Linked DNA regions of Homo sapiens: all the other regions are linked to region 1. Evidence: chromatin loops called from intact Hi-C (ENCODE). Cell type or tissue: heart left ventricle. All regions are shown on one strand. Each heading gives the region's core, and the rest is flanking DNA. Links, peaks and the distances in the headings are about the cores only.

Region 1 (5,221 bases), core at 790-4,789:
TAGAACACCTTCAAATCAGTGATTGATCCCTCTTACCCTCTTGGCCCAATTCACACCAGCTACTGGTGCCTTGTTCATCTAAAAGGTCTTCCCTTTCACAAGTCCCACGGCCACCTGCTCTCCAGCCACAGCCATATGCATTAACCACGTACTGGCGGAGAATGCTACTGCTACTCTAACACATAACACATTGGTTCTCCTCCCCAGACTCCTCAGAATGCATTTCTTAACTCACTATACCCCTCCATCCAGGCCTCTTCCCTTCAAGGCATCAATCGTTTCTAGCCCACTATTGCCCTGGCTAGTTACTGAAACCATCAACACTCCAGAGTCTGCCAATACCTGGGTCAACCAAAACCAAGTATGGACTACACAAGGACATAGCCAGTTAGCCTTCAGCATACAACATAGCACAGGGGTTAAAAGCAGGAACTCTGAAGTCACACTGCCTGGGTTTGAATCCCAGCACTATCACTTTCTATGTCAACTTGAACAACTTAAACCCTCTTTTCCTCAAGTTCCTGACTATAAAAGGGAGATGATAATACTACCTACCTCAAAAAACAGTGTGATATGATATGAACTAATATGTGTAAAGCACGTAGAATAGTGCCTGGCACATACTGAGCACCAAAAAGTGTTTGCTCTTAAATTGTATATGAATTACACTAACTGAATCATTCAGGTGTGAGACATCAGTGAGATTTCATTTGGGCACAGACTCATCTGCCCATGCCAAAAATTGAAGGACTCTTTATAAACCTTTGAAGTGAAATTCAGTCATCTGCCCATAGACCTCCTACAGCAGCAGCTCCTTGAACTTCACGCCCTTCCTCCGCATGATCACTCATCCAGTCTTTTCAGTACTCCTTGGTGTACTTTGACTACCTTGTCTCTGCAATTAGCCCCAGCAAACCTAAGGCTAAGAGACCAGTTATGTCATGAAAGAGGTGCCAGATTTCCAGCAGCATCATGGTTGGTCCACCGCCTCATTCTCTGGGAAAGTTGTTGACCAAGACGTAGTTGGGTGGACCACTCAAAGGGACCTTGATATAATCTGATTATAGGTATGCTTTCTCAGCTCAACCTCAGCAATCTCTCTTAAATGTTATTCTGAGCTGGGTGGTAATGGAGTGATTACAGTAGCACCAACTCCAGGCTAAGCCTCAAAGTGTGAAAATGATGTATATTCACTTTCAGTTCAAGGTACCAGGACTGGGAGTAAATTACTTGCCTCCACCCTCACTTCCTGACCCCAGATCAGCTGGATCACTCTACCCATTCTCACTGATAAAGGAAAAAGATCAGACTGTTATGCTCAGTGACCAAAGTAGAGATTGGGAAAGTATGAACAAAATTAATGACAGCAGATGTGAAAAGAAAGGATAGCACTTGAGAGTAATTTGGGAAGTATAATTGACAGAATGGACATGGTGATCAATTGGCTGTTGGGGGTGAAGAGAAGGGATATGTCAAAAATACCCAGTTTCTTGTTAAGTAGATGGAAATATTATAACTAAGACTGGAAATAACATACCAAAAAGTACATAGAAGTATCAAAGGATTTGTGACAGAGAGAAATCTGAGTGGGTAAAATGTATAGGCAGGAGAAGGTGGTAGAGAGTAGATTGGTTGGTGGGTGTCTGATTGACATCCTAAACTTAATATGTCCAAAGCTGAACTTGCAATCTTTCCCTCCCATATGGCAATCTTATTCTTCTAGTTGTTTAAGTCAAACATATCAGAATTGCCCTTGACTCCTTTCGTTCACACCTCAAATTCAATCTGTAAAAAAACCCTGTCAACTCTGTCTTCAAAATACATCCAGAATCTGACCACCTCTCACTACCTCTAGCACTATAACTCTAGTACAAACCATGATCACCTCTCTCACTGATTATTGCAACAGCCTCCCAGCTAGCGTTCCTGCTTCTAGCCTTGCCCCCTTTGGTCTGTTCTCCACACAACATTAAAATTACCCTTTTAAAACAAATTAGATCCTGTCACTCCCCTGCTCAAAACACTGCACTGGCTCCCTGTTCCACTCAGAGTAAAAGCCGAAGTCCCTACCATGGCCTACAAGGCCCTGCACAATATCCCCTTTTCTCCTCTCCCTGGTAAAACTGCTATTCTCTGCTTTCCCTCACTGTTCTTCAGGCACTGGATTCATTGTGCCCCTTGGACATACCAGGCATGTTCCCACCTCTAGGGCTTTGCCCTTGCTATTCCCACTGCCTGGAATGCTTTTCCCCCAAGGATGTCCCTTCACTTCCTTCAAGTCTTTGCTCAAATAACACTTTCTCACTGAGGCCTTCCCTAACCACATTTTTAAAAAATTTGCGCACGAGAAAAAAAAAAAAAAGCCTCCTGTCATCCTTTTCCTGTTTTACTGTTCTCCATACCATTGATAATTGGAAAAATTACCTAATCTACTTGTTAATTATATCTATTTTGTTTCACCCTCCCGCCACCACTAGAGCATAAGCTTCATGGGGAAGGGAAGTTTTGTCTGTTTTGTTCCTTACTATAGCTTCACTGCCTAGAACTCTACCTGGCACATAGTAAGCCCTCATACAAGGCCCCAGCTCGTATTGTTGGGGAATGGACAAGCGTGAAAGTTGCAGTAGATGGGCAGGACAGAGATGAATAGGAAATGTTAATTCCCAACCCTTTAAGAGACTGTCCATCATAGTGTTACCAGTTGACTTACTGAATGTTAAAATGTTTGGGAAATAAAGTTATTAAATTGGAATGATTAGTTAATGCCTTCTCAAGATAGATTCTCAATAAATATTTGTTGAATGAATCAGTGGTAATATCTTGACAGATATCAAATTATCAGGACCGGGAGAGAGAGAAGGTGAGAGGTTCCACGTGGCAGTCAGAGATTACAGTGCTCACAAAGTCAAGCAGTCAGGATGTCAGAGATTCCAGCATATTGAACATTACTAGACTGTGGGCTGTTATATAAGCTTCACATTTTAACAAAAAAAAAAACCACTAGAGGGAGTGCAAGGTTAAATCAAGTATGTTCTCCGCTTAATGAAATTCTATTAACGTCATTCTCGTTTCTATTTATTGATCTATGTTCATCTAAACTGTTTCATCAGGTCAGAGCATTCTGCACCATTTTCTTTCACCAGTCCAGTATCTGACTCATAATAGGTCTTCAATAAATGTTTATAATTTGAATAAAAGAATGAAATAATGAATATTTAGAATCAACAGACTTTTCATCTTGAAATTTGTTTTGCTAATTAACAGTGGTTAGTATTTCCATTAAGAAACCATTCTTCAGAGTTCATAACCTGGCTGATAAAGATAACACTCATGATCCTTAGTCTTAAAGAATCTTTAGGCAAGAGGAGGAAAAGAGTCAGACTTGGAGTTTGTGTGCCTTATTTGTATAAATGATAGTGTCAGACAAGAGTGTATGTTGTAAAGCCAGAGCTAGGAGTCACTAAAGCCCCAGTCAGGCCTCTGCTCCCATATCAGCTCTTTCCTTCTCAGGAGGGGTGGGCAGCTGCTGAAGGATGCGGTTCCTCTGGGCTTGTTTGACCCCACGGGAATCATTAGCTCTGCTTTTGTACATGGGGATTTCACTGCTTGAGAAACCTGCTGTCCACAATGTGCTTGAGAGCTGTAGGGTTGTTCAGGAGAAAGAAAGTTAAACAGACTTTGCTTATTGTCTTAATCATCCATTGTTCTCACTGAAATTCTCTGAAGGGATTTTGGGTGTCTGGATTTGCAGCTTTCTGACCTGGGTTATTGTTGGGGGTGCGGAGCTCTTGTCTAGTTATCATCTGATGGCTGAAGCCTCCAACTGCCCTGGATCCAGGCCCATGAGCTGGGCCCTCATATTAGGAATTTTTCATTAATGGAATCATTTCAAATGGTCTGACAAAATAACCCTTTTTAAAATTTTGATTAACATTTTTTAAGAATGGTTTTAGATTTATAGAAAAATTGAGCAGATAGGCCAGGCACGGTGGCTCATGCCTGTAATCCCAGTACTTTGGGAGGCCGAGGCGGGTGGATCACGAGGTCAAGAGATCGAGACCATCCTGGCCAACATGGTGAAACCCTGTCTCTACTAAAAATACAAAAAAAAAAAAAAATTAGCTGGGCATGGTGGCGCATGCCTGTAGTCCCAGCTACTCGGGAGACTGAGGCAGGAGAATCACTTGAACCCGGGAGGCGGAGGTTGCAGTGAGCGGAGATCGTGCCACTGCACTCCAGCCTGGTGACAGAGTGAGATTCCGTCTCAAAATAAATACATAAATAAATAAATAAATAAATAAAATTGCACAGATAGTGTAGAGTTTCCATAAACCCCACACAGTTTCCTCTATTGTTAACATCTTACATGAGTATGAAACATTGTTACAATTAACCAATATTGATACATGATCACTCATTACAGTCCATAGTTTATTCAGAGTTTATAGTTCCTTAGTGTTTACATAATGTCCTTTTTCTGTCCCCAGATCCCACTAGGACACCACATTGCATTTAGTTGTCTCCTTAGGCTCCTCTTGGCTGTGTCAATTTCTCAGACTTTCTTTAATTTTGATGACCTTCACAGTTTTGAGAAATACTGGTCATAATACTCAGTACTACATTTTTCAGTGTGTTTTATGTATTTTAATGTATTTTTCCATCTATTTAATGGAATCTTTTCAAAAGCCTGAGAAACACAACCCATTTTTATTGCTCTTCTCAACACCTATTTTTATGATATGTCTGAACCGTTCCTGAAGCTAGTCCTTGCTAGAGGAGGGCAAGTGTCTCTAGCATTGGTGAATTTTCTAATACAGTATAGACTCCAGAGTAAGCCTTTCTATTTGTTTTCTGTTGTCACCAAACCCATCCTGATATCTTTTCTCAGGCAACTTTAAATGGAAATTGAAGGTGCAAACTCAAAGTTTGTATCTAAAACTAATTGATCTTTTGCCTTCTTTTTTCTTCTGATGTCTTAACTGTAGTAAGAGTCCTAATTTTTCAGTGTCAGTGTTTAAATATAAGAACCAAGGGACCGAGAGCAGTAGCTCACACCTGTAATCCTGGCACTTTGGGAGGCCGAGGTGGGTGGATCACCTGAGGTCAGGAGTTCGAGACCAGCCTGGCCAACATGGCAAAACCCCGTCTCTACTAAAAATTAAAAAATTAACCAGGTGTGGTGGTGCGCACCTGTAATCCCAGCTACTCGGGAGGTTGATGC
Region 2 (5,221 bases), core at 711-4,710, 260 kb after region 1:
TGTATTAATTGTGGGACATCCACTTAATGGAATATGATACAGCTGTTAAAGTAGTAATTATGAGGATTATGCAGCAACTTGGAAAGTGTTTCTAATATAATAAAAACAGAATACAAAATGGTCTGTATGCTAGGACTAAAATTATGTAAAAGTATGCATGCACACAAGCCGATCAGAAAGAGAACAGGAAGAGGAACAAATGAATACAGATGATGTGTTTAGGGTGTTTGGGGAGGTACTGTTTGCGATTTACTTAGCTCTTTCCAAATTTCCTTTATTGTTGTTAGAATGTCATTTGTGCATAAATACAAATTGAGAGAGAGAAATATACTGAAAAAGATGCTTTGATTTCCTCAAGTCCTTTGATAACCTATGGCATAAAAACAAACCACTCACCTGGGAGGCAAGAGACAAGTCCCCTCATCCCCAAACGGGCTGTGTGATCTTGATTAAGTGAGATCTGCAGCTCTAACCAGCCATTTCTCCTATCCTCTCTAGCTGGAAAGCACATGGTTATCCCCCCACTCCCACAGCAACTTCTCCACCATTTCTGTTAATTGTACCACCATCTTCCCAGTGCTCTCAGATTAAAAACCTCAGAACCAACTTCCATTATCTCATCACCTTCACCTTCTCTCTACTCCTCACCTCCAATTAATCGATCCTTTCCAATAATCACTTATAACATGCTTTATTGTGGATTGTATCCCAGTTTTAGACAAGGAGGAGTTCCTGCCCTCTTAGTTAATACTGTCTGCTTGGTTAATACTGTCTGCTTGAGAAGAGCCAACAATGTTTCCCTCTCTTGCTCCTCTGCAGACTGCTGAGGGGTAAAGTGGATGGTACAGATAGAGACTTGTGAAATGGAACCTCATGAGTTAGGAGCTTGATCTCATGGTGGGAAGAATTCAGGCACAGGCTGGATGCTCTCAGGGATAGTACAGTAGGACTTGGCACAATAAGTGGGATGCTGACTCCGTTTATTCATTCAACAAGTATTTATCAAGTGCTGGACACAGTGCCGAGCTCTCTGTTCAGTGGCAAGGGGCCTGCCCAGATGAATTAGGGCAGGCTCCATCCTGGAGGTGCTCAGTTTGGTGGAGGCCAGGTAACTAAATTTGTCCTTGCTACCTAATGTGCTGTGTGCCCTCACCAAGTTTGAACACAAGCCTCTGGGGCAAGAATGAGGGATTTACCCTGACTGAGGGGACCACGAGCCCACAGAACCAGAGGGACTTGAACTGTGCATTTCCAAGGCTGAGGTGTGGGATTAGGTGGTACCCAGGAAGGGGGTTTGGCTGTTTGTGGCAGTTCCAAGCTAAGGAATCGAGTCCACAAGCAGTCTTGAAAGAGCTGACTCTAGCCAGGCGCAGTGGCTCAGGCCTGTAATCCCAGCACTTTGGGAGGTCGAGGCGGGCGGATCGCTTGAGTCCAGGAGTTTGAGACCAGCCTAGGTAACATGGCGAAACCCCGTCTCTACAAAAAAATAAAACTACAAAAAATTAGTTGGGTGCAGTGGCGTGCGCCTGTTGTCCCAGCTACTCGTGGGGGCTGAAGTGAGAGGATCGCTTGAGCCCGGGCTGTCTGTCGAGGCTGCAGTGAGCCATGCACTACAGCCTGGGTGACAGAGTGAGACCCTGTCTCCCAAACAAACAAACAAAAAGAGCTGACTCCCTCGGAACAAACTAGCTTGGTGGGGCTTGAGCTTTGAAGTTTGGGATTGGGGAGAGAGAGCAATGGAGCCAGATAAAGTTCAGACCTGCTCCCTTACGGCAGGAAACAGAGGGCCAAGGGCAGTTTCGAAGCAGGATCAGATCTACATTTTAGTTAGATATAACCAGACGATTTCTAATATCCTCTCTCCTCCCTGAGTCTCTATAAGTGCCAAATGCGTTGTACAGGAAGCAAGGGGGAGGATGTCAGAGTTCAAGCAGAGAAGCAAGAGGGGGTTAAAAACGTTGTTGGCTCTTCCCAACTCAGTATGGGCTGCCTGGCTGGCTCAAGGGAACACAAAAAAGGGACAGACAAAATACGTTTAAGAAATAACATTAAATATTTATTAAAATGTATTCTATTGATTATATACAAGTTCTTTGTTTTGTTTTGTTTTGTTTTGTTTTTGAGACGGAGTCTCGCTCTGTCGCCCAGGCTGGAGTGCAGTGGCGCGATCTCGGCTCACTGCAAGCTCCACCTCCGGGGTTCACGCCATTCTCCTGCCTCAGCTTCCCGAGTAGCTGGGACTACAGGCGCCCGCCACTATGCCCGGCTAATTTTTTTGTATTTTTTTTTAGTATAGACGGGGTTTCACTGTGTTAGCCAGGATGGTCTCGATCTCCTGACCTCATGATCCGCCCGCCTCGGCCTCCCAAAGTGCTGGGATTACAGGCGTAGAATCATCTGTACGTGAGACTGGAAGTAAGCTCACTTTGAACTCTCCTTGAGGCCAGGGATGTTGTGTAGCTCATCTTTGTATTCCCAGCACCTAGCACAGAATAAGGCACACAAGAGGCGCTCAGCAAATATGGGAGGAGGAAGGGCGGAAAAAGGGGAGGGAGGAAATCGCCCTTAGGAGACACCCTCTTTCCGCGGCGGTTCCTCAACTCGGGACTTCTGACCTCCCACCAGCAGATGGCAAGAAAGAGTCCCGGCGCGCCAGCAAAGGGCTGAGCTGGGCGGAGCAGCTGAAAATCCGGCGCGCGCAGTCTCCAGCCCCAATTTCTACGCGCACCGGAAGACGGAGGTCCTCTTTCCTTGCCTAACGCAGCCATGGTAAGCCGTTTAGTTAGCGAGCTCTTAGGACGTATCCGCCTCCATCCTCCCCCGGCCGGGGCTGCCCGAGGTTTCGGGATTCCTACTGGGGATGGCCGGGCAGAGGCGAAGGGATCACGGCCTCCGTGGTAGGCCGGGACGGGCTCCAGGGCGAAGGGCGAACGCTGGCCTAGGGTTGGGGAGGCGCAGATCTGGTGCTGCTGTTGGGAAGGCCTCGGTTTCTGACCCGGCCATACGTCCTGATCCCGGGAGAAGCTGCTTTTCCTCCCGGGCCGGAGCCGCGGCTGGGCCAGGAGCTCAGACTGCGAGCCCGAGGTTGGTGGGCGCTGGGGGTGCCCGGCGGAGAAAGGTTTTCTTTGTCATTGCCTTTTTGGCACGGCCTGACTTTACCATACGTGGCCGGTAAGCATCTGGACACAGCATTAAAAAGGCTTCCTTACTCTTTTTAAAGTAAAATTGGTGTCAGCTTTTGGCTTTAGTGTACGAAGGAGCAGCACATGTGTTTGTGCGGATGTCAGAATCTTGTTCCATACGTGTCAAAAACAGACGGTAATAAATTGTGAAAACTTTAGAAACACAGGTAGACTCCTGGCTCATTTCTGTTGCTGTGCGTTTCACTAGTATGGTGTTCTTGAAAGACCCTAACCTCTAAGCAGATACAGTTTCAAACAGTAACATGGAAACACTTTAGCAAGGTTCTGAAAGATAGTAATCAGTAAACGTTCTGAAACATAGTAACCAAGAATATTCTCTGTTACAATAAGAAGGCTTGTTGCAGCTTATGGATCTCACGGTGTTTGTTAAATAACTGTGTTTGTTTCTGTTTTATCGGAACACTATACTTTAATATTGTCCACATTTTGCTGAAGATGAAACTAAACTAAGAGTTTAGTTTCACACTAGGTTTTATAAGCTGTTCTGAAACCTGATTAACAGCATTGCAATCTAAAACTTTCAGGCTCGTGGTCCCAAGAAGCATCTGAAGCGGGTGGCAGCTCCAAAGCATTGGATGCTGGATAAATTGACCGGTGTGTTTGTAAGTATCTTATATAAATATTTCCGTGGCCACTGTTTTTAAGTGTCTCCCAGGACTCATTTGGGGACCAGGCTAGGGGAGGAATATCTATTCTTGGCTTCCTCTGCCCTTGAAGGAGCTATACTATCTAGCTGTCCTCCACTTCCAATCGATTTAATATTTTTGTGCCTCATTTATTCCACATACCACATAGTACATTTACATGGACTCAGGATTCATGTTCTTAATGATCCTGGTCCTCTGACAGGGAAGATGCTATAAAACTTTAAGGTATGAAATAGTTTTGGATGCTTTTTACACCTCCTGTGTAAAAGTCCAAGTTGGGTGTAATATGGACGGTCTTGGTGTTCAGTTAGTGGATCTGGTGGACTAGGAGGTAGGTTTGAGTGCTTTAGTGAATCCCAACAGTGATTATCATTTTTAACGTTACAGGCTCCTCGTCCATCCACCGGTCCCCACAAGTTGAGAGAGTGTCTCCCCCTCATCATTTTCCTGAGGAACAGACTTAAGTATGCCCTGACAGGAGATGAAGTAAAGAAGATTTGCATGCAGCGGTTCATTAAAATCGATGGCAAGGTCCGAACTGATATAACCTACCCTGCTGGATTCATGGGTAAGAAGTTTTAAATACTCTGGAGACGCATATTGATGGCAGCCCTATGGTATCCAAATACTGTCTTGATCATTTTTCTAACCTTTGTAATCTGTCAAGTCTCAGAAACAAAGCCTGACCTTCCCTCTGTTTTTTACTTAAATAAAAAACATGCAAATAATCATGAAACGCTTTTCAAAACTAAATTTCGATTCACTTTTAAATTTTACATGCAGTCATGGGGTTTTGAAATATTGAAGATCTGGCCGTGATCTTTAATCTTCAGAATCCTTGTTGGATTAGAACTGGGAGGCACATGGGGGTTCTTTTTGTTTCGTAGAGAGCTATGGTTGTTGCTCGGCATGAGGTAGTGGGGATCACTGTATGTAGTAACCGGTTACTGCTTGATTTCAGATGTCATCAGCATTGACAAGACGGGAGAGAATTTCCGTCTGATCTATGACACCAAGGGTCGCTTTGCTGTACATCGTATTACACCTGAGGAGGCCAAGGTGAGTGTGGCAAGCAAGCTGGGTCTTTACTCAGTATAGTTACTTTGTTCTAAGGGCCTGCATTGAGTACGAGTGCTGCTTGCAATGAGGTGGGTATTGATTAGTTAAAATCTCATACCTGGAAATATCTAGCTAACAATTCGATGAGATTCTGTCTTACATGTAACTTTTTGTCATGTTATTAAAAGTCTGGCTGATAGCTGTAGGGCATTGATGGATACCTAAAATTGGCCCCCATTTGAAGTTAACTTCCTCAGCAGATTTTCTTTTTTTGTGGTAGAAATGAATTCCAGTTGAACCGCGACTTCCTGG
Region 3 (5,221 bases), core at 536-4,535, 300 kb after region 1:
TCAGAGGCCCAGACTGGTCAAGGCCCCTCCTGCTGTGTTGTCTTCACCCTGCCTTTTTTGGCTAATTTGAACAGAACATCCCATGAGGGCCCCTAGGCTCTTTAAGCTCTGAGCAGATGGCTGGGAAGCCAGTTCTCTGAAACAAACAGTTCTTGACTTGGATCTGGGCAAGGGGCCAAGACCTTTGAAGGGCTGTAGAAAAACTTCACCTTTGCCCCCACTTCCCTCCTGTTGCCCTCAAGAGCTTGTAGTTTTTACTACCTGTCTCTTTTAGTGCCAAAGAGGAAGGGAAAAAGGCCACGCCTATTTGGATTAGATGCCCACTTGGAGTCCCTTCTTGGGCTGGCACCAGGGAGAAGCCTTGACCCCAGGTTTTGTGAGAGGCACCCATGCTATGTAGGGAGGGTTTCTCTGCTGCTGCAGAAGGAGGATAAGGAAGCTACAGGAGAGCTCATGGGGAGCTCCCAGAAATGTCCTTGACTTGGGGAACAAGTGGGTACAGGGCATCTGGAGAGTCCAGCGACACTGGGCTCTGGCTGGAGCCTGTTCATCTCACAGCCAAGCATGGGTGGCTTTGTCCTAGCACAAGATCTGGGAAGGGACTAGAAGAGGGCTGTCTAGTTCCTGGGTGTAACTCAGAATCCTCTGTGTTACTTCCAGGTCCATCTGGAGGCAGGTATAAAAGGGAGACAGGGGTAGTATTGGCAAGAGAAGTGGCTGGGATGGGTATGCTTGGCCCTCCCCACTTCCCTGATTTCTGGTCCTCATTATGTCTTTGGATATATCATTCCCACCCAAGGCCTCATTCTAGTTCTCTAACAGAGCACACAGTGCTCTCCTTTAGGATTACTAATTGACAGATCATCCATCCATCCATCCATCCATCCAACAACTATTTACTGGTCAGCCATTATGTGTAGGGACCATTCTGAGCTCTGCGAGGGTATAACTGTGAAAAAGACAGAAATGTTCTTCACAGAGCTCACATGATCACGGGGGAGCCAGACAGGTAACCAGGCAGCTACATTCCATGGAATAAACCCAATGATAAAGGCAGGATGTGGGATCACAGAGGATGACTTGTTGAGAAGGATCAGGGAAGGTTCCTGGAAGCAGGGAGACCTGCACTGAGACAAGAGGAGTGAATAGACAATAGTGAGGTGAAAAGGGTGAGTCCAGGCAGAGGAAACTGCATGTGGGGAGGCCTGGAGGCAAGATCTGAATAGCTGGAAGTTGTTCAGTTTGAGAAGAGATCGTGTGCATGTATGTGTAGGGGTTGTGAAGAAGTAAGACGTGGCCAGAGAGGTAGTCAGAGGCCAGATCAGGAAGGCCTTGTAAGCCATGGTAAGGAGGCAGGACTTGATCTTGAGGGAAACGAGGGGGCTTTGAAGGATTTAGACAGGGCCATGGCATGATCAGTTTGGTATTTTTGAAAGATGATTCTGGTTTTTGGGTAGAGATCAGATAGTGGGGGAAAGGCACAAATAGAAGCAGGAAGACAAGCCAGGAGGCTAGTGCAGTCGTCCAAGTGAGACAGAATGGTGGCATAGACTACCGTGGTGGCAGTGGAGATGGAGAGAAGTGATTGGATTTGGGATGTATTTTAGAGGTAGAGCCAACACGACTCACTGATGAATTGAACTTGAGGGGCAAATATGAGGCAGGCCTCAAAGACACTTCCCGGTTTCTGACTTGGACCACTTTGGGGGTTGGTAGTGCCATTCATGGAGATGGGAAATATTGAGAGAGCAGGTCTAGGGGAGAGAGGGTGAGTTCGGTGCCATGTTGAGTTTGAGCTTCCGGGGTGACATGTCCTATAGCCATTTTGCCATCTAGGTCCAAATCTCAGGAGAGACGATGAGGCTAGAGACAGAATTGTGAGGCCTTGAGAGCCACTGAGGTAACCCAAAGGGAGTGGAGGATGCCATGTTTTGTGCAGTGGGACTGCCTTGTCAAAGGTTTCTCTATCCTTTGGTGCCCACTTCACCCAAACCCCGAAAGGCAGGTTTAGAAGGCTTTCATCAAAGACTGTGAAACTTAGGGCAAAGACCCTGCAGGTAATCCTAACTCTTGGCTCCCTCCCTTCCTCCCAGTCCCTGTCATTTCCACAGCATCCTGGGCTGACTTGATTAGTTTCCAAGAAGGGTTTATCCATCCCAGGGGCCAGGCCAGCTGCCATTCTTAGGAAATTCAGTTTCTGGCTCCCTCTGCTGGCAGAGCTGGAGATGACTGTTGGCTGGGGCAGCCTCCATCCCATGGCTTTCCTCCTCCTTCCTGCTTCCCCTGGGAGATTAAACCCTCAGTCTCAATCTTCTATCCCCTACCCCCAAATCCCACCTACTTTATAAGAACCCTAGCTAGAAATGGGGTGGGAGAAGCCTAATTAGGTATCTGGGAAACACAAATTCTTACTGTTGGCAGAGCTTGGTGGCTCACACCTGTAATCCTAGCACTTTGAGAGGCTGAGGCGGGAGGATCGCTTGAGCCCAGGAGCTGGAGAACAGCCTGGGCAACATAGCAAGACTCTGTCTCTACAAAGTATTAAAAAAATTAGGTGGATGTGGTGGCACATGTCTGTAGTCCTAGCTGCTAAAGAGGCTGAGGTTGGAGAATCGCTGGAGCCTGGAGGATCACTTGAGCTCAGGAGTCTGAGGTTACAGTGAGCCGAGATCACACCACTGCACTCCAGCCTGGGCAACAGAGTGAGACCCTGTCTCATAAATACATTATTACTGTTTCTAATCAATTTCATCTTTTTTCCTGCCCCAAACCCACTCTCGGCTCCTTTTTTTTTTTTTTTTTTTTTTTTTTTTTTTGACAGGATCTCACTCTGTCACTCGGGCTGGAGTACAGTGGTGTGACTCTGCTTACTGCAGCCTCGAACTCCTGGGCTCAAAAGATTCTCCCATCTCAGCCTCCCAAGTAGCTAGGACTACAGCACACACCACCACACACAGCTAATTTTTGTGTTTTTTGTCTGATGAATCATGTTGCCCAGGCTGGTCTCAAACTCCTGGGCTCAAGTGATCCTCCCACCTCGGCCTCCCAAAGTGCTGGCATTACAGGTGTGAGCCACCACACTTGGCCCCAAACCCACTTTTGATCTCCTTGTGCATGAATACTTCATTTGGTTATCAAAAACACTCTTCCATTCTCAGTCCCCAAGAGCAACATTTTGCTGGCACTCCCTCCTCATATGCAGGGAAGCCATGATGTGTGCTGGAAAAAACGCTGGGTTGGGATTGAAGGTACCTAGGTTTGAGTACTGTTTCTGTCACAGGTTCAGGGTCTGACCTTGGACTGGTCACTTCCTTCTTTCCCATTGGCAGTTCCCTTACCTGTGGCATTAGACTGGAGTCCAAAAAACCGTTTCAACTCAGCATTCTAGGCTTGCTCCAACCATCTTAGCCTGTTTAGTTTTCATACACATCAAGCCCTCTCCTGCCTCAGGGCCTTTGATCATGCTATTCCCTCTGCCTGAAATGCCCTTCCCTTCCCTTTTTGTTTGGTTAACTCCTCCCTACCCTTCAGCTCTTAGATCAAATGCTACTTCCTCAGAGAAACCTTTTCCAGCCCTCCAGATTGGGTCAGATACCTCATGGTATGCTGTCATAATTGCCTGTAGTTTTCCTTCTGAGACCTCTTCATGTCTGTAATTTTCCAAGTGTTTGTGTGATTATTGTTTCAAGTCCATCTTCACCATGGAACTTTAAGCTCTTTGATAGCAAGGACTTGTCTGTTTTTCTCACCACTCTACCCCCAGCACCTGGATCCTTACGTGACCATCTTGTAAAGGCTCAACACATATTTACTAAATAAATGAATAAGTAAATGGATGAATTAATCCTTTTCTTCACCTGTCAGCTGCTTTCTATATCTAACTAGCATCATGTTAAAGAGCAAAAAGTCGAAAGCCAGACTGCCTGGGTTTGGAATTCTGCTTCACCATTCACAAGCTGTGTAAACTTGTGTAAGTTATTCAATCTTTCTGTGCCTCAGTTTCCTCATCTGTAAAAGGAGGATGATAATAGTATACACCATCTAACAAGGTTGTTGTTAAGGATTAAAAGACAGTGCATGTAAAGTCCTTAGAACAAGGCCTGGCACTTCAGTGCTATCTAAGTAATAGCTATTGTTCTTATTCGGCCTCATCCATCTCTCCATTTATGCATTCTGAACCCTCCCACAAAGCCTCATTATCATATTTCCGGCCTGTGAGTGCGGATGACTCAGTGTAATTTGAAGATTAGGTTGAAAAGTTTTGTTTTTTAAAATTCTTATTATGGAAATGTTCAATCATACACAGAAGCAGAGAAGAGGATAATGAACCTCTGTAACAAGCTTCAACAATTATCAACATTTTGCCAATCTTTGTTCATCTGTACTCTCCTTTTTTTTCCCTCTGTACTGGAGTATTTTAATGTAAGTCCCAGATGTCATATCATTTTGTCTGAAAATACTCCAACTTGTATTTCTAACAGATGAGGACCTTAAAAAAAAAAACAGCAATACCATTATCACCCTTTTAAAATTAACAATAATTAGGGAGAGCTTTTTTTGTTTATTTTTTTCTGAGACAGAATTTTGCTCTTGTAGAGGCTGGAGTGCAATGGCATGATCTTGGCTCACTGCAACCTCCGCCTCCTGGCTTCAAGCCATTCTCCTGCCTCAGCCTCTCGAGTAGCTGAGATTACAGGCACCTACCATCATGGCCGGCTAATTTTTGTATTTTAGTAGAGATGGGGTTTCACCATGTTGGCCAGGCTGGTCTTGAACTCCACCCACCTCGACCTCCCAAAGTGCTGGCATTACAGATGTAAGCCACCGCACCCAGCCTAGGAAGAGCTTTTTCCTTTTCTTTTCTTTTCTTTTTGAGATGGAGTCACCCTCTGTCGCCCAGACTGGAGTGCAGTAGTGAGATCTTGGCTCACTGCAACCTCCGCCTCCTGGGTTCAAGCAATTCTCCTGCCTCAGCCTCCCAAGTAGCTGGGATTACAGGTACGTGCCATCACACCCGCTAATTTTTGTATTTTTAGTAGAAACGGGGTTTCACCATGTTGGTCAGGCTGGTCTCGAACTCCTGACCTTGTGATCCGCCCGCCTCGGCCTCCCCAAGTGCTGGGATTACAGGCGTGAGCCACTGAGCCCAGCTGGGAGAGCTTTATAAACCCCATTCCCTTGAGAGACGCTGGGGGAATGGGAGCCCTTGATTGGGGTAGAT
Region 4 (5,221 bases), core at 721-4,720, 230 kb after region 1:
CCCAGTTGTGTTACAGGTCCAGTGACTTCACCTCTTTGAATCTCAATTTTCTATAAAATGGAGATAACTGACCCCACAGGGGTAGCATAAGATTAAAAGAGATAATGTATATGAAAAATAGTTGTAAAAAATTTATTATGGAAATTAAAAAACATATACATGAGTAAAGAACACATTATAGGCCAGCGCGGTGGCTCACACTTGTAATCGCAGCACTTTGGGCAGCCGAGGCAGACTGATCACTGGAGCTCAGGAGTTCAAGAACTGGGCAACATCATGAAACCCCATCTCTACAAAAAAAAATACAAAAAATGCAAAAACACAAACAATTAGCTGGGCATGGTGGCACGCGCATGTAGTCCCAGCTACTCTGGAGGCTAAGGTGGGAGAATTGTTTGAGCCCAGGAGGTGGAGGTGGCAGTGAGCCAAGATCGCGCCTCTACACTCCAGCCTGGGTGCCAGAGTGAGACCCTGTCTCAAAACAAACAAACAAATAAACAAAAACACATTATAATGAAGCCATCTTCAACAATTATCATCTTATTTAATCTATATCCCCTGTCCACTTTCCCCCCACCCTCAACTGGAATGTTTTAAAGCAAATCCCAGACATGCTCTTTTTTCCATAAAAACTTCATTACCGAAGTACTTTACACTTTTTAAAAAAATTAATACATGATGACTGTAGAAAATTTGGCATATGAAGAAATCATGTATGAAAGAGAAAACAAAAATCACTAATAAACTCACCACCCAGAGACTACTACATTTTGGAGTAGTTTATTATTTTTTTCTATATACATATTCGTTTTTAACAAAAGTGGGATCATATTGTATATGTTATTTTTAGGTACATTTTATTTTAATTGTAAAAATAATAAAAGCAGATTACAGAAAATAGAGAGGAAATTACCCATAATTCCTTACCACCTAATATAAAACTCTTAATATTTTAGTATTCTTCCTTCTCATTTTTTTCAATTTACATTCATACTCTTAACCCAAGTGGGATCCCTCTGATTATGTACTTTTCAAATTATGAATCTGTTTTAATTGTAAGAAAGTAATATAATCATACTGCAGAAAAAGAAAAGCAAAATAAAAATATTATCCATAATCCCACTACTCAATTATAATCACCGTTAACAATTTTTGGTGTTAACAGTGATTATAATTGAGTAGTGAGATTATGGATATTTTTTCTATGCACATATATTTTAACAAAAGTGGGAACATAATATTTATGGAGTTTATTAACTATAAACTCATATTTACTTATAAGAATAATATTGCATAATATGGGGAAAAGAGAAGAAAATCACTCATAATCCTACCACTCTACTGGCACTGTTATCATTTTGGTATTTTCCAGACTGTCGCTTTCTGTACATATTCATACATGATTGGAAACATAGTGAGTATTTAATTTTGTTCCCTTTGTGCCCTTTGCAGCTTGGCATCATATTTATGCAACTTTGTACCCAGCATTTTTTATTTCATATTTTGTTATGAATATTTTCCTATGAATAAGAGTTTTCAAAGTCAGGATTGTGTGTGTGTGTGTGTGTGTGTGTGTGTGTGTGTCAAGGTACCAAGGGACACACCCTTACCATAGACATTTAGGTTCCTTTTCATTTTCCACTATTATCAACAATTCTGCTGTAAATATTCTTGAATAAAAACTTGTGCTTTTAAAGTTTTTTCTACACACGTATTGAGTATATGTTTCTGGAGACCACTCTGTAAGTTTATAGGCTGACCTGTAAAAAGTGGTCACCTTTTTTTGGTCCCAAATTTACTCCTGTCATATGGCTCAGGCAGTCCTTGGTTCTGGAGGGTGGGATTTTAAGAAGAAATCTGCATTTTTCTCTCTCTCTCTCCTCCCTGAGTTTATAGACCTCCTTCATCCCCTCTCAGTCTGGTTTTAAAATTAATCATTCAGCAAGTATTACTGAATCTGAAGTGTGTGAGCTGAGGCAGGGACGGGAGGCAAAAGGAAAATAATCAGAAGGTCCAGTACGATAACAGCATTTATTGGCCATTTACTACACTGCGGGCACCAATCAGGCTAAGCAACCCCCACAGATTAGGTACCATTGTTATCCCCATTTAACAGATGGGAAAATTGAAGACCAAAGCATGAAGCCATTGGCCTAAGACTTCACCGCTAACAAATGGCAAAGTAGGAATTTAAACCCAGGCCTACTGACCCCTGAACCTGCACTCTAGACAGCCTCCTTACCCTCCTAGGCAGCGGGGATTAGGGCTGAGGGTAAAAACTTTGCAGACAGCCTGATCCAGATTCAAACACTCAGCCACGTGGCTATGTGAACTTGGGCAATTTCCCGAGGCTCTGTTTCATTCACCTTTGGTAAACCCTACCTCAAAGGGCTGTCCTGGGAATTAAATGAGATGATGGATGGGGAACATGCCAGGCCCAGCGCTGGAGCACAGAGGTTCTCGGTAGGTGACCATCCCTGTCCTCTCCTTGCTTCGCAAGCTCGCGGTCTAGTTGCCAAGTTGGAGATAAGAGTTCAGCGGAGAGCTCTGAGCTCTGCTGGAGCCAACGGGGAAGTCAGTGATCAGAGCATTTTTGCCGAGAAATGCAAATGTCTCCTTTGCTCCCTCTCAGCCTCTGCAACTAACCTCCTCTCCCATCTCCCCAAAAAGGAAAGGGGTGGCTTTTGTGCTTCAAAGCTGAGTGCTTGAAGCCCCTCTCGTTCCTGCTCCCCAGGAGGTAAGCAGTGGAGATGACAGGAAGTCACCAGGGGGGAGACCCTTTCTGGCATGTGGGCACAGAGAAATGTGGTGGAGGGCGCTCCTTTTTCTGCCCTTCAATGGTCCGGATGGGGGAGGGGGCTGGCTGTTGAGCAACTGCTCCGGAGACACTCCAGAAGCCGAGATGAACATATGCCTCTTTCTAACAATTGGCCTGGGAGCCATCCAATAGATGGAGGGCGGATCCACACCTCCCGGATCCGGAGCCTGCAGCGGAGAAGCTGCCGCTGTTGCCAGACCTGCTCCCGAGCCAAGCCGGGGCTGACGGGGAGGGTGGGTCAGGGGTTCAAATTAGTAACATGCAATTCGAAAGCCTAGAGTCGCTCATTCTCCACCACTTAGTTTTCGCAGAAACATTTTTTTTCATCCCAGGCAAACACCAAGAGAACTTGAGAGTGTATTTCACACGCGGTTTGCAGTAAGGCTTTAGGGTGCCGACAGATCCCGCCTTTTATCAGAGGGAGACTAGGCAGGGCCCACAATCTGGCAAGCAAAGTGAGAAAGTGCAGCGAAGATGTGTGGGGTGTGGATGCTACCGGGGTTTGTGTTGGGACAGGGTAAGTGAAAAGACTGGAGCTGTGCAAGGCAGCCTTGAGGGCTGGAGAATGGGTTTACCTGGCGACCAAGACACTCGCCCAAGCTTCCTCCAGATGCCGAGGAAGGGCCTTGATCCGTCTCTCCATTTGCTTCCCATCTTTGTGTCGGTAAGCCGGTCAGTCCGTCAACAAACAGAACTTTGTTAGAAGAGCAAATGCAGGGCACTTGGGGCTACTAAAAAAAGAAAAAGAAAAGAAAAAGAGAACTTCAGGTCTTCAAATCCAATTAAGAAGACAGAACACATACATAGTGAAAATGACTTCGTGACATTCCCTCCCCCCCTTTTTTAACATCAGGACCTTTTCTTAAAGAGTATGTTTTATAAACAGTGTAAACTGAGTCGCTGTTGCTGAAAGGCAGCAAAAAAAGAGCGGCGGGGCCGGGGCGGGGTGGGGGGGTGACAGAGGGGTAATCCCGATGGCCTCCCTGTAAGTGGTAAGGTGGGAATTTCTTGGCCACAAAGAATCCGAATTGAGGTGAAGGAGAAGACCCAGACCTCTTTCCAGTAAGGATTTGTAAGACAACATCTCTACCTAAGAAAGACGAACTCCAAATGCAAAACGTTATTCTTGCTAGACGGGAATGATTATGTAGTTACAATAAAACAACCTGACATCGTGGGAAGGCAGGAGGAATCTCCGCGAACCCTGGGGCAAGCTCTTCGTACCCCGTTGCCTACTGTTGGCTTTTCGGCGAGCCTAGTGAGCTGTACCTGGCCCCACGGTCCGGGAGAGTAGCATTTCTCCGGGTCGCATCCTGCCAGCCTCCTGCCCTGGATGACCACAGAACAGAAACCCTCGAACCCAACCCCAGCTCAGAACTTCTAGAAGAGCCACCGCTGCCATATAGGCCCCCCATGCGACTCTGCCCAGAATCTGGCGACTTTAAGAGGAAAAGGAGCCCCCAGCCTCAGCTCTTCAACGAATGAGATAGTACAGCCCCCCCAAAAGGCAGACAGGCTCCAAGACAGCCCTGCAGAAAACTAATGACCATTCCCCCGTCTCGTGTGCGCCCCGCTCTTCCAGGTCACTCCTTGAGCCCACAGCTCTCTCCCAAAACCCCTGAAGCCCGTTTTGGCCCCCGACTAGATTTAGGTCAGAAAACAGACACTAACGGCTCTCCTTTGCCTCAGTGAAATTACTAAGTGGAATTTATTGGGCAAGTCCACGCAGGGCGGTGGGGAGAGCCGGTGTCCCGGGCCCTGGCCCCCGACAGCTTTAGAAGCCGGGCACTGGCCAGGGCTCCGGGCGAGGGCTGCCCATAGCCCGGACTCGCCAGCCCCACCCCGGGAGCCTTGGCCGGTCCACAGGGCTGCCGGACTCGCGTGGCCGCGTGGACTCCGTTCCCCAGCCGGCCCTTTGCTTTCACACGATCCGCGGTGACTGCACCAGCTCGAGCGCCTTTAAAGGGCCACAGACGCCAGCCGCTGCTATAAAAATGTGCCCGGCGGCAAAGCTGCAGAAGGGGCACCGCTGAGCTGCCGAGAGGAAGCTCGCTCTGCCCGGCTGCCCTCTTGTAGTCCGCCGGCGAGGGGCAGTTCTCGGTGAGGAGGAAGAGAGCAGCGGACGGCACAGCACCCGCGCGGGCCCTCCGTGAGTATCCAGTTCAGATTTTGCCACCAACTCGCCCACGAGCCAGGACATGTGCTAATAATGCCCTAAGCCGGTTATAAAGACGTGGAAATTGAGGGGAGAAAAAAAAAGGGAAAAAAAGGGTCTGTCCTTCCTGGGATTCCTAGCCGAGGCCAGTCTGCTGCCGTGTGCGTGTGCGTCAGGGCTCTCCGGGCGGCAATGGGGGCTTGAGAGCCGGGTCCCCAGCGCCGGGAAGGGAGCGCGGTGGCCGCCAC
Region 5 (5,221 bases), core at 707-4,706, 540 kb after region 1:
AAAGTAAATTCTAACACACTGTAGAATTATCTAGAGTAAAATTATTTCTTCTCTCAATATTGATCAAGCATCTACTATGTCCACAGCAGCATAAAAGAAGCAAAATAAATTCAAAATAAAGTTTCTTTCCTCTAAGAGACTGTAATATAGCTGGAAACTTAGGCAGGTGTGAAATATGTCAGATAACTCAAATGCCTTTAGGAGCCAGGAAGGTACTATAAATGAGTGAATGAGGTTGGAGTGAGACAATACGGAGTAGTGGGGACTGTGTCTAGCTGGAGAGCACATACTCCATCTAAAGTGGAAGCTGCCACCCGGCCATGCCAATCTAGCTAACTACTGTCTTGGGGGCATACAGATCCAGTATTACCAGATTTTTCTGTTTTTCAAAGAAGCTAGAAATCCAGATTGTATGGAAAGATTACTAATTGCTACATGTTAGCACATAGTTTAAAAAGAAACAAACCACATGCAGACTAAACAAAATACACCTGTGGGCATTATTATTTGGCTCACCAGCCAACAGTTTGCAACCTCTCCATAATGGTAGATGATAAATTTGTCAAAATAAGTGCTGCTGACAATAAGTCCTAGACACATACAGAGGACATGAGTCCCTTGGGCTGGGATGATCTGGAAAGTTTTCCTCAAGGTGAGCCTACCTTAAGGTAGGATTCAGACTGGGCCCCAAAGTATGGGTGTAAGTCTGACAGGTAGAAAGGAGGAGCAAAGAGCTGTTGACAAGACTGAAGGTAGAGACAAGAATGTTGTAGTCAGAGCTCACAAGCGGTGAAGAGATGGGTCTGGCTGTTAAGGCTTCCTGGGGGGAGGGGCAACTTCTGGCCATTCGGTTGGTCTCAGTGGAGGAGGTTTCTCGTGACAAGAATTAGGGATCTCAGTGTGGAGGAAACAAGGGAAGATGGGAAACTGTTACTTAGAGAGTCTGTTTCTGAGAAGCCAGTCAGAGAGAAATAGTAAACACAGACAGACATATACCTCATTGGCAGGGGTGGGAAAAGTACATTTTAGTTAAGTCCAGGGCCATTTCCAGAAGAAGGCAATGTAAAAGTCTATGAGAAGAACAAATAAATAATGCATGATCCTAGCTGCTGACTAGAAACAGGTCCAGAAGGTGGGAATGGGTAAACCGTAGCACAGCGAAACCAGCCATGTTGGAAAGGAGGGCTCTGGCACCATATAAGCACTGTGGAAAGGAAGTAAAAAGCCAGGAATGCACAAAAATCTTGGAAAGTATTTTTTTAAAACACTTTAGTAAGAACATAGGTAAAATATATGTCCACGATTAAAAGCCCCAGGATTTAGAAGCCATTCCCCTACAAGGCTGTCTGACTGGCTGGGTGAATGACTGAAAGGGGCATCTTACTCCAAAGGGAGAGCACAGAGATGTGTGGCAATGCAGGTGTCAGGAAGAATTCCATAGGCCCCACATCAGATTTTGTGACCACTAAAATGACAGGTGAGGCAGGAGAAGGTCATGGAAAAAGCACAAGGGTGATAGACAGGATTATAGCCCCCACAACGATGTCCACATCCTAACCTCTGGAACCTGTGAATGTGTTCAGTTACATAACAAGGGGAACTAAGGTTTGCAGGTGGAGTTAAAGTTACTTATCAGCTGACATTGACTGAAATGGGGAGAAGCTGCCCATCTCATCTGGGTGGGCTCAATGTAATCATGAGGGTTTTTATAAAGTGAAAGCGGGAGGCTGGAGAGTCAGAGTCAGAGAAGGAGATGTATAGAAGCAGAATCAGGGTGATGGGATGTGAGAAAGACTCGAATGGCCACTTTTGGTTTTGAAGTCAAGGAATGCAGGCAGCCACTACACGCTGGAAAAGGCAAGGAAAAGGATTGTCCCGTAGAGTCCTAAGAAGGAATGCAGCCCTGCTAGCATCTTGATTTTAGTCCAGTGAGACCAATCTCAGACGTCTGCCCTCCAGAACTGTAAGATAATAAATTTGTGTTGTTTTAAGCCACTGAATTTGCGGTAATGTGTTACAGCAGCAATATGATACTAATACAATTGGCTTTGGACTCAGATGAATGTAGTTTAATGCTGGCTCACTGTATACCAATACTTGACCTTAGTCTAGTCATTTAACCTCTCTTAGCCTTAATATCCTTATCTGTAAAATGGAGACCACAATACCCTCACTTCATAGAGTTGAGGTAAAGAGCACCTGTAATGATGAACACAAAGGGATAGTACAGCCTCGCACAGAGAAGGTGCTGGGCAATGTTCTTTTCTTTCCTTCAATGTGTTTGATGAGATCATAATTCATATGTAGGACCGGTGGTGTTCTGGTAAGTGTTCAGCAACCAGCTCTCAAAAAAAATGCACAAACGTATATATAAATATACACATACATACATAGGTTTATTATAAATTTACTTATATAAGAATGTGAAGTGCTCAATTTACAGATAATACTGAAATATATAATACTCTTTATTATAAATTCCATATAACCAATGGATTCTCCCATAATGCTTTCATTGATTTTTGCTGAACACATATCAATAGCCAAACTTCGGCCATAACAGAAGAGCAAGTGCAGTTCCTAAATGAATGATGGTTGATATTTTCATTTATGTTAATGAGTAAGAAGAAAGTGAAACAACCAAGAAGTATTGGAACTTGACAATTTTTTTTTAAATGTTGAAATAATTTTAGACTTATAGAAGAGTTGTAAAAACAGTACAGAGAGTTTCTGTGTACCCTTTACCCAGCTTCCCCTTATGTTGACATCTTACATAATTATAAAACATTGATCAAAACTGAGAAATTAAACTTAGTACAACATTAACTAAAGTACAAACTTATTTGGAGTTCACCAGCTTTTCTACTGAAGTCTTTCTTCCATTCTAGGATCCAATCCAGGACCCATATTGTATTTAGTTGGTCATTTATTTTGTAGAATGTCTCTCAATTTCAGTTTGTCTTCTGTTTTCTCATATAATTTAATTTTTAATGATGGCTGTATTTAACAACTGGCTCATACGTTTCCTAAATATTTAACAATTGATTCTCGCAAACCACTACAAGCCAGCCCCAGCACACCACTCTAAGCAAAATTGACAAACAATTCATTCACGGTTTTTTCCCCATTAATTTCACAAATATTTATTGAGCGCCCTCTAGGGGCTAGTGCTGGGGATATAGAGATGACCAAAACACAGTCCTTGCCTGAGAAAATCAGAGATTAGGGGAGGTGACAGGACAGTAGCAGACAGTGCCTGTAGAGCGATGGATACGATAGAGGGTAATAGAATGTGGTGGAGCATTCAGAGGTGGGAGGGCCAAATTCTGGCTGAGGAAGTCAAGGGGAACATCAAGGATGAACAAGAGCTCCCCAGGTCAGACACAAGGAGGTTGAGGGAGGCTTCTCATGTAAGATGATGTGTGAGCTGAGTCTTGATGCATGAGTGGGAATGAGCCAGTCAGCTGAGGAAGCAGAAGGAACAACAGTCACTCATTTATTCCTTCATTTATTAAGCACCTATTAGGTATCCATTCCATACTATGCTCTGGAGATGCTCAAACAGGTAATGAATAAGGGCCCTCCAGTGTGACTGGTGATGGTGTCTGAGCTATCTTGAAAGATGAGGCAGTGTTTGCATGTGTGAAGGTGGTGTCATGAATGAGCATGGGGCATGAGGGCATTGAGTATAGATCAGCAGTGGAGAGGACCCCACGGCCAGACACCTCCTCCCTGAGAGTGCAGAAAGATGAAGGGGGAGCTGAAAGGCCACTGACCATCGTTTAACCTAGAGCAACCAATAGGTTTTGCCAGAGGACAACTAATGCCAGAACCTTCCTATGCAGGCGCCACATGTTCATAGCCCCCTTCTCTCCAGCCCTTCACACTAAACCTCCACGTAAAGATCCCCAGAACTACACTGAGCAGCTTACCCCTGCCTTAGGCAGAAGGATGAGGTGGTGATGATATGGTGTCACAGGCCAACTCTCAACAGAGGTCCTTGACCTGAGACCAAGACGCCCCAGAAAAGTGCCAGTGTTCCTACCTCAGATGCCTTCTCTGACCATAAACTAAAGCAACCCCAACACATACACAACCCCAGCCATTCTCTATCCCATTATACTACTTGATTTTCTTCATAACACTTATTGCTATCTGAATAAGTGCTAATAAGTGCTTTTTAGATCTTTACTTGTTTTTGCTAGTCTCCTTCCATTACAAGTTAAGCTCCTCAAATGTAGAAACCCTTGTCTATCTTGTCTTCAATACATCCCCAGCTCTCAGCTCAGGGCCTGGCCCTTAGGAGTATTTGTGAAATATTTGTAGAATAGATGACTGAATGAATGGATGAACGAATGCTTTTACTAATATTTGACAGCTGTACTCCTAATCCTCTGTGGCCCAAACTTTTGCCCTCCATTTTAAGTCTGTTGCATATTCCTTCAGTACCTTGACTTAGAACTTGAACCTTACAAGGAGGAGCAACACTAACATGCATGAAATTCAGAATGCTCCTGTTGGAACTATTGTGAGAATGCAAAAGATAACAACAAAAACTAACACTTGTTGTGCTAAGTGCCAGCTCCCATCCTAAGCCCTTTATATATATTTAATAAATATCTGTTGAGTACCTGCCAGGTGCCAGGGATTGTTTAGGCCCTAGGGACATGGCAATGAATAAAAGACAAAAATCTCTGCTTTTAGGGAGCCTAAACATTAGCCAACTTAATCTGAAAACAGCCTTAAGATGTAGATCCTGTGATTATTCCCATTTTAAAGATGAGGAACCTGAGGCACAGAGGCTAAGTAACTTACCCAAGATCGCACAGCAGTGGAATGGCAGAGCCAGGCAGTATGGGCCCTGAGCCTGTGTTCCTAACCAGTAGGCTATTCTGCCTCCTGGAGAGCTATGGGAAAGTGCTTGGCAAACTTTCAAAGACTTCGATAAATTTGAATTCCTATCATTCTTGGTAGAAGCACATTGTGTTATGGGGGCAGTAAAGAGACTGGGCCAGGGAGTTCAGAGGACGTGTGGAGGGCAGTGGTCCTGGAGGTGGCCTTTGGCACATCTTGGGCCAGGAGAGCACTAGCTGTGCTGTGACTCCCCAGCCCCTTGCTGGAGACTGTCAGACTTAGCAGATCCACATAGAGTAAGGCTGCACGAGGGAGGCTGTAAGGCCTCCCCACTGGCACGTTCTTAGCTCTTTGTGGGTTTTTCTTC
Region 6 (5,221 bases), core at 590-4,589, 160 kb after region 1:
AGTAGTTTATGCTAGAATGTAACAGACTTTTTGCAATTATTGTCAGTATCTCCTCAACTACCTTTAATCTAGCCTCCAAAGTTAGGGCGGGCAGGCTAAATTGGGGCCCTTGTTTGCCCTGGTGTCTGGCTCTAGAGTCTATCCTCTTACCAGCTGGTTGTACCCCCCACCCCAATGCAAGAATGATTCAAAAGTTAACCAGGCACAGAAGGGTGGAAAGTGATTCCAGCAGAGCATAACAGCCTGAGTAGAGTGGATGCATGTGGGTTTCTGTCTGTGTGCAACTACAAACAATTGTGTAAAAATTGTAAGGTGGAAAATGGTAAGAGATGCAGCTAGAGAGGTGTTTGGAGGCCAAGCTGTGGAGCCAACTCTTTATTAGTCATGCTAAATAGCTTAGACCCTCCTACCAAAGTTGTGGTGTCCCTAAAACTTTTACAGTAAGGGAGTAACAAGATCCATTTTGTATTTTTGAATTTACTTAGGCTGCTGTGTAAAGGATGAATTTGAGAGGGACATGACTGGAGATAGGAAGAGCAACTCAGAAGCTGTTAAGAGATGATGCAGGCCTGAATTTAAAATGTGAGCTAGGATTTGAACTCAGGCCTGCCTGACTCCAAAAATCAAATGTTATTATATTTCTCCATCTAACACACTGCCTGAAGAAATGAACAATTGAGTTTCTTTGTGCCAGCTTTCCCCACACTGATGCCAGAAGTACACCAGCAGATATATGTCTTTATCTACACTGAGACAAAGGGGAAAAGGCTACCTCTTTTTTTTTTTTTTTTTTTTTTGAGATGGCATCTCACTCTGTCACCCAGGCTGGAGTGCAGTGGCGTGATCTTGGCTCACTGCAAGCTCCGCCTCCCGGGTTCACACCATTCTCCTGCCTCAGCCTCCCGACTAGCTGGAACTACAGGTGCCCGCCACCATGCCCGGCTAATTTTTTGTGTTTTTAGTAGAGACGGGGTTTCACTGTGTTAGCCAGGGTGGTCTCGATCTCCTGACCTCGTGATCCGCCCGCCTCGGCCTCCCAAAGTGCTGAGATCACAGGCGTGAGCCACCGTGCCCGGCCAAAACTACCTGTTAATAAAGCCTGTGGATTCACAAAAGCAATTCTTTGTGAAGAACGAAACCTCAAAGTACATGGTTTGGCTATTTTTGTCAAGAATTCTTGCTTACAACATCTTGGGGAAACTTCCTTGGGGAAAGAGTAAGTTTGTATCCTGCCTTGTTCTTTAAATATTTTGCTTTACTATTAGTGTAAATTATCCAATATAGTTTATACCTCAGGTATAGAAACTTTTAGAGAGGTGTATCATCCATAAATCCATGAATTCCCAATTTCAAAAAACCAGAATACAAATAGCACTGTACAATTAATGCAATTATACATTTTAATCTTTGATTATTCAGAAGGGAATTCATGAATCTGGGGATCTCAAGGTCAATGTTAGAAACATCATTATCATAAGCTCCTAATAGGGCAGAGTTTCTTAATGCTGTATCCCCAGTGCCTAGTACATAGCAGACTTTCGATGAATGAATAAGTGAATGAATGATAGAGGACTGTAGCAGTAGACTGGGTAGACCCTTCTGATCCTATAGCTTTCCTAGGACCAGTTTGTATGCTTTTCTTTTACATCCTTCTCCTATAAGTAGAATACGAAATAGCAAGGCTGAGAAGATTGATCTATGGGAGCTTTTTTAGGGGGAGAGGGAAAAATCATCTAATAACTCAATCGCTTTTAAACAGCTTTAGCAAGATATAATTCTCATATCACAAAATTCACCCATTTAAAGAGTGCAATTCAGTGGGTTTTAGTATATTCACAAAGTTATGCAACCATTACCACTACCTAATTCTGGTATGTTATTATCCCCCCTAAAAGAAATCCCATGCTCACTAGCAATCAATCTCCTCTCCCCCGACCCCCTGGAAACAACCAATCTACTTTCTGTCTCTATAGATTTGCTATTCTGAACATTTCATATGAATGGAATCCTGCAATATGTGGTCTTTTATCACTGGCTTCTTTCATTTAACCGAATGTTTTAAAGGGTCATCCATGTTGCAGCATGTATCAGTACTTCCTTTATTTTTATTACCGCATAGGAGCTTTCTGAGCCAGTAATTTGTGGTTTGGGTTATCACAGCGTTTCCTACATTTGGACAACTGAGGGAACTCATCTGAAACTGAAAGGAAGCCAGCATGAATACAACCTAGAGTGAATGAGATTACAGCCACCCTCATCTTTGGCAGTGGCATATTTGTGCTGAGCCAAAGATCTGTCTTAATAGGATGGCAGGCCCAAGTTATGCGTTGTGACCTCCTGGTGGCACTGGTCTAGTCTAGGAAGGGCTCATAGGTGCTGGTATAACAGGATGAGGCAAGTGCCTCATAGCTTGTGTTTCTGGCTTGGGCAGAGCTTGGGTGCAATTCCTCGTCTTCAGACATCTGAGAAAAGTATGTCGGGATCTCCTGGTTGCATTTGTTCTGTTTGCCAGTGGGCAGAGTACACTGCACTGTGCAGACAGGTTAGACAGTTTATTGTAGGCTGATGAAAGCAGATTAAAAAACCATCAGCTTGGTGGGAAACTAGCTCAGAATCCAATCCAAATGTCAGATGAAATATTTACACAGCCAGGAGATAAACCAAGGGAAACAGTGTGCCCTTTGTGTGTGCTTCTGAGTGTGCAGGCACACACAGAGCTGCTGACCATTTGTCAACTTCCAAGATTTATTCTGTTGCTTCTGGCAAGGGACAGCCTAATGATTTAATAGCTTGTCAACACCTACACAGAGAAACAAGGACTGGCACTTCCTCATTTCTTATTTTCTTTGCTTTAAATAGGAATTTCTATTCCAAGTCACTGGAACCTGGAAATCAGACTGTCAGATTTCTCTTGACTTGAGTGCACAGTTCCTGAATCTGAGCATGATGAATGTTATAACTTTCCTATTATACAAACACAGGGTTGCTACCCTTTCAGAATGACCCATTGAGTTCATATCCTAAAGCTTGAGTGTTTGCTTCAGACCATTGCCATGAGCCAATTTCAAATGGAGTGAAACTGTTTTGTTTCTGTCCCATGAACCTCTTGAGTTGAATGCCTGCTTGAGCAATCCAGTGCCTGGTTGCCACATTTACATTTGAGATGGAGAAGTTGTTTAGAGGATTTTAGTGCAGAAGATTGGATTTCGTATGCAGAGTATTATTCTCCAGGCATCCTTGGGCAGTTGTGAGTTCCCTGAAAGAAGAGACCATGTCCTCTTCAACTCAGCAAACCCCACAGTGCCTAGCACAGCACCTAGCACACTGTCATCTTGGTTAATTCATTTTCAAACAATTCCACCAAGATCTATGATAGAATGACAACCAGAGGGTTATATTTTATATTAGAATAATGCCTTCTGTATACTGGGTCTTTATCCCAAAGACAGGTAGTATAGCAAAATGGTATAGAGCTCTACTTCTCAAAGTTTAATATGCATATGAATTACCTAGGGCTTGTTAAATGCAAATTCTGATTCAGTTCCTCCAGGCTGAAGCTTGAGATTTTGCCATTCTTGCAAGCTCCTGCACGATATAATGTTGCCAAACCAGGTACCACATTTTGAGCACCAAGAATCTAGAGCTATGCTATCCAATATGGTAACCAGTAGCCACTAGTGATTAGTAAGCATTTGAAATGTGGCTAGTCCAAATTGAGATGTGCTGTAAATGTTCAGTACACACCAGATTTTAAAGACTTAGTAAGAAGAAAATGTGAAATATCTTATTAGTAATTTTATATTGGTTATATGTCAAATTGATAATATTTTGAATATGTTAGGTTAAATAAAACATTCTTAAAAATAATTTCACTTGTTTTTTTTTTATTTTTATTGTGGCTACTCAGAACATTTTTAATTATATATTGGCTCACATTATATTTCTACTAAACAGCACTGGTCTAGAGTAGGAGTAGCAAACTTTTAGAATAAAGGGCTGGGCCATAAATATTTTACGCTTTTCAGACCATATGATTTCTGTCCCAACTACTCAATTCTGCTGTTGTACACAAAAGCAGCCATAGACAGTATGTAAATGAATGAGTATTGGTTGTGTTCCAATAAAACTTTACTTACAAAAACAAGTAGAAATGGTAGCCTTGAAAACCAACAGCCTACAATCATGGTGAAAACCAGCAGCCTGGCAGCCACCAGAGGGAACAGAATATGGACTAGAATGTTGGAGCTCCTTCCAAGCCTCATTTCTGAACAATTAATATTTGGCCTGTCTAGTGGTTCCTTGAAAGACCCCACTTGCAAGGCTTTTTTTATTAGGCATGATTCAAGAGTGTGCTCAGTGTGAAAAACTTTTTCCTTGGGGTATTTGTCAAAAATAATTAGAGACAAATGATTAACTTTACAGCTGCCTATGGTAATAGGTAACAGTTGTGGTGAACATTAAGCTAACCAAAAAGCTTAAAAGTAAATGCTGGGGAATGAGATGTCCATATGGAGCTTAGAAAACCTCCAACAAATACCTGGGAATCTAAAAGGCTATGCATATGCACAGGATGATAGGCATTCCCAAGGCTGTGCACATGCTCAGAAAACACCTAAGAAAGGCCAAAGTTCTCACCTATGGCTGAACTTCAAGCTCTGTACAAGTGAAGTGCTAAGGCAAAGTTGCCCCCAACATACACACAGAGCATCTTGGTAAAGACTGGGAGACTTACTGGCTCCATGAATTTAAGCAATTCTCTGTACAATCATTAGCTGACGACTAACCTAACCAAGCAGAGACTTCTGTGACCCCACGTGACAAAGAATCCAGACTTTGCAGAATTAATTTAGAAAAGCCACTAAACAGGCCAGGTGTGGTGGCTCATGGTTGTAATCCCAGCACTTTGAGAGGCCGAGGCAGGTGGATCACCTGAGGTCAGGAGTTTGAGACCAGCCTAGCCAACGTGGCGAAACCCCATCTCTACTGAAAATACAAAAGAAAATTAGCCGGGCGTCATGGCGCATGCCTGTAATCCTAGCTACTTGGGAGGCTGAGGCAGGAGAATCACTTGAACCCAGAAAGTGGAGGTTGTGATGAGCCGAGATCACGCCACTGCACTCCAGCCTGGGTGACAGAGTAAGACTCCGTCTCCAAAAAAAAAAAAAAAAAAAAAAAACACTAAACAAATAAACACCAGCAGCAACAACAACAAAACTCTGGG

What was found. Hi-C counts contacts between places; a loop is a spot of excess contacts. Peaks named below come from ENCODE experiments on the same cell type or tissue, not always from the same donor. Only the 100,000 strongest peaks of a DNase experiment are listed, where the experiment ranks them.
Region 2: a loop joins it to region 1, with 2.9 times the contacts of the local background. A loop is called at or near these places in 4 of 110 quality-filtered maps.
Region 3: it touches region 1 in a loop (8-fold over the local background); 43 of 110 quality-filtered maps call a loop at or near these places.
Region 4: a loop joins it to region 1, with 2.7 times the contacts of the local background. A loop is called at or near these places in 34 of 110 quality-filtered maps.
Region 5: it touches region 1 in a loop (4-fold over the local background); 5 of 110 quality-filtered maps call a loop at or near these places.
Region 6: it touches region 1 in a loop (5-fold over the local background); 6 of 110 quality-filtered maps call a loop at or near these places.

Annotation. Positions count from the first base shown.
Region 1 is chrX:72,538,296-72,543,516 of GRCh38, reverse strand. The region is part of intron 4 of HDAC8 (histone deacetylase 8); the gene reads left to right. Among named protein-coding and RNA genes, the nearest start is that of HDAC8, 32 kb to the left of the region's middle. In heart left ventricle, for the core only: a CTCF peak has its summit at 2,999; no DNase peak of the experiment used is centred there; H3K4me3 peaks cover 303 bases; H3K27ac peaks cover 278 bases.
Region 2 is chrX:72,274,741-72,279,961 of GRCh38, reverse strand. RPS4X (ribosomal protein S4 X-linked) reads left to right here and starts at 2,714. Exons shown (of 7, transcript NM_001007.5): 1 at 2,714-2,769; 2 at 3,728-3,805; 3 at 4,238-4,418; 4 at 4,812-4,909. The coding sequence starts at 2,767. RefSeq lists enhancers at 2,895-2,964, 3,135-3,214. In heart left ventricle, for the core only: a CTCF peak has its summit at 2,624 (motif pointing right); a DNase peak (open chromatin) is centred at 2,661; H3K4me3 peaks cover 1,839 bases; H3K27ac peaks cover 564 bases.
Region 3 is chrX:72,242,665-72,247,885 of GRCh38, reverse strand. It overlaps a transcript of PIN4 not described here. Among named protein-coding and RNA genes, the nearest start is that of ERCC6L, 6.2 kb to the right of the region's middle. In heart left ventricle, for the core only: a CTCF peak has its summit at 2,214 (motif pointing left); no DNase peak of the experiment used is centred there.
Region 4 is chrX:72,306,771-72,311,991 of GRCh38, reverse strand. It overlaps LOC105373250 (a long non-coding RNA gene), which reads right to left. Exons shown (of 3, transcript XR_938441.2): 2 at 3,394-3,549; 3 at 251-290. It also overlaps a transcript of CITED1 not described here. Among named protein-coding and RNA genes, the nearest start is that of CITED1, 3.5 kb to the right of the region's middle. RefSeq lists enhancers at 2,829-2,878, 2,605-3,106, 5,023-5,072 and a silencer at 4,799-5,093. In heart left ventricle, for the core only: no CTCF peak of the experiment used is centred there; a DNase peak (open chromatin) is centred at 2,981; H3K4me3 peaks cover 2,176 bases.
Region 5 is chrX:71,997,247-72,002,467 of GRCh38, reverse strand. All of the region lies in intron 1 of NHSL2 (NHS like 2), which reads right to left. Among named protein-coding and RNA genes, the nearest start is that of NHSL2, 89 kb to the right of the region's middle. RefSeq lists an enhancer at 5,096-5,221. In heart left ventricle, for the core only: a CTCF peak has its summit at 3,160 (motif pointing left); no DNase peak of the experiment used is centred there; H3K27ac peaks cover 86 bases.
Region 6 is chrX:72,379,446-72,384,666 of GRCh38, reverse strand. The region is part of intron 9 of HDAC8 (histone deacetylase 8); the gene reads left to right. Among named protein-coding and RNA genes, the nearest start is that of CITED1, 76 kb to the right of the region's middle. In heart left ventricle, for the core only: no CTCF peak of the experiment used is centred there; no DNase peak of the experiment used is centred there.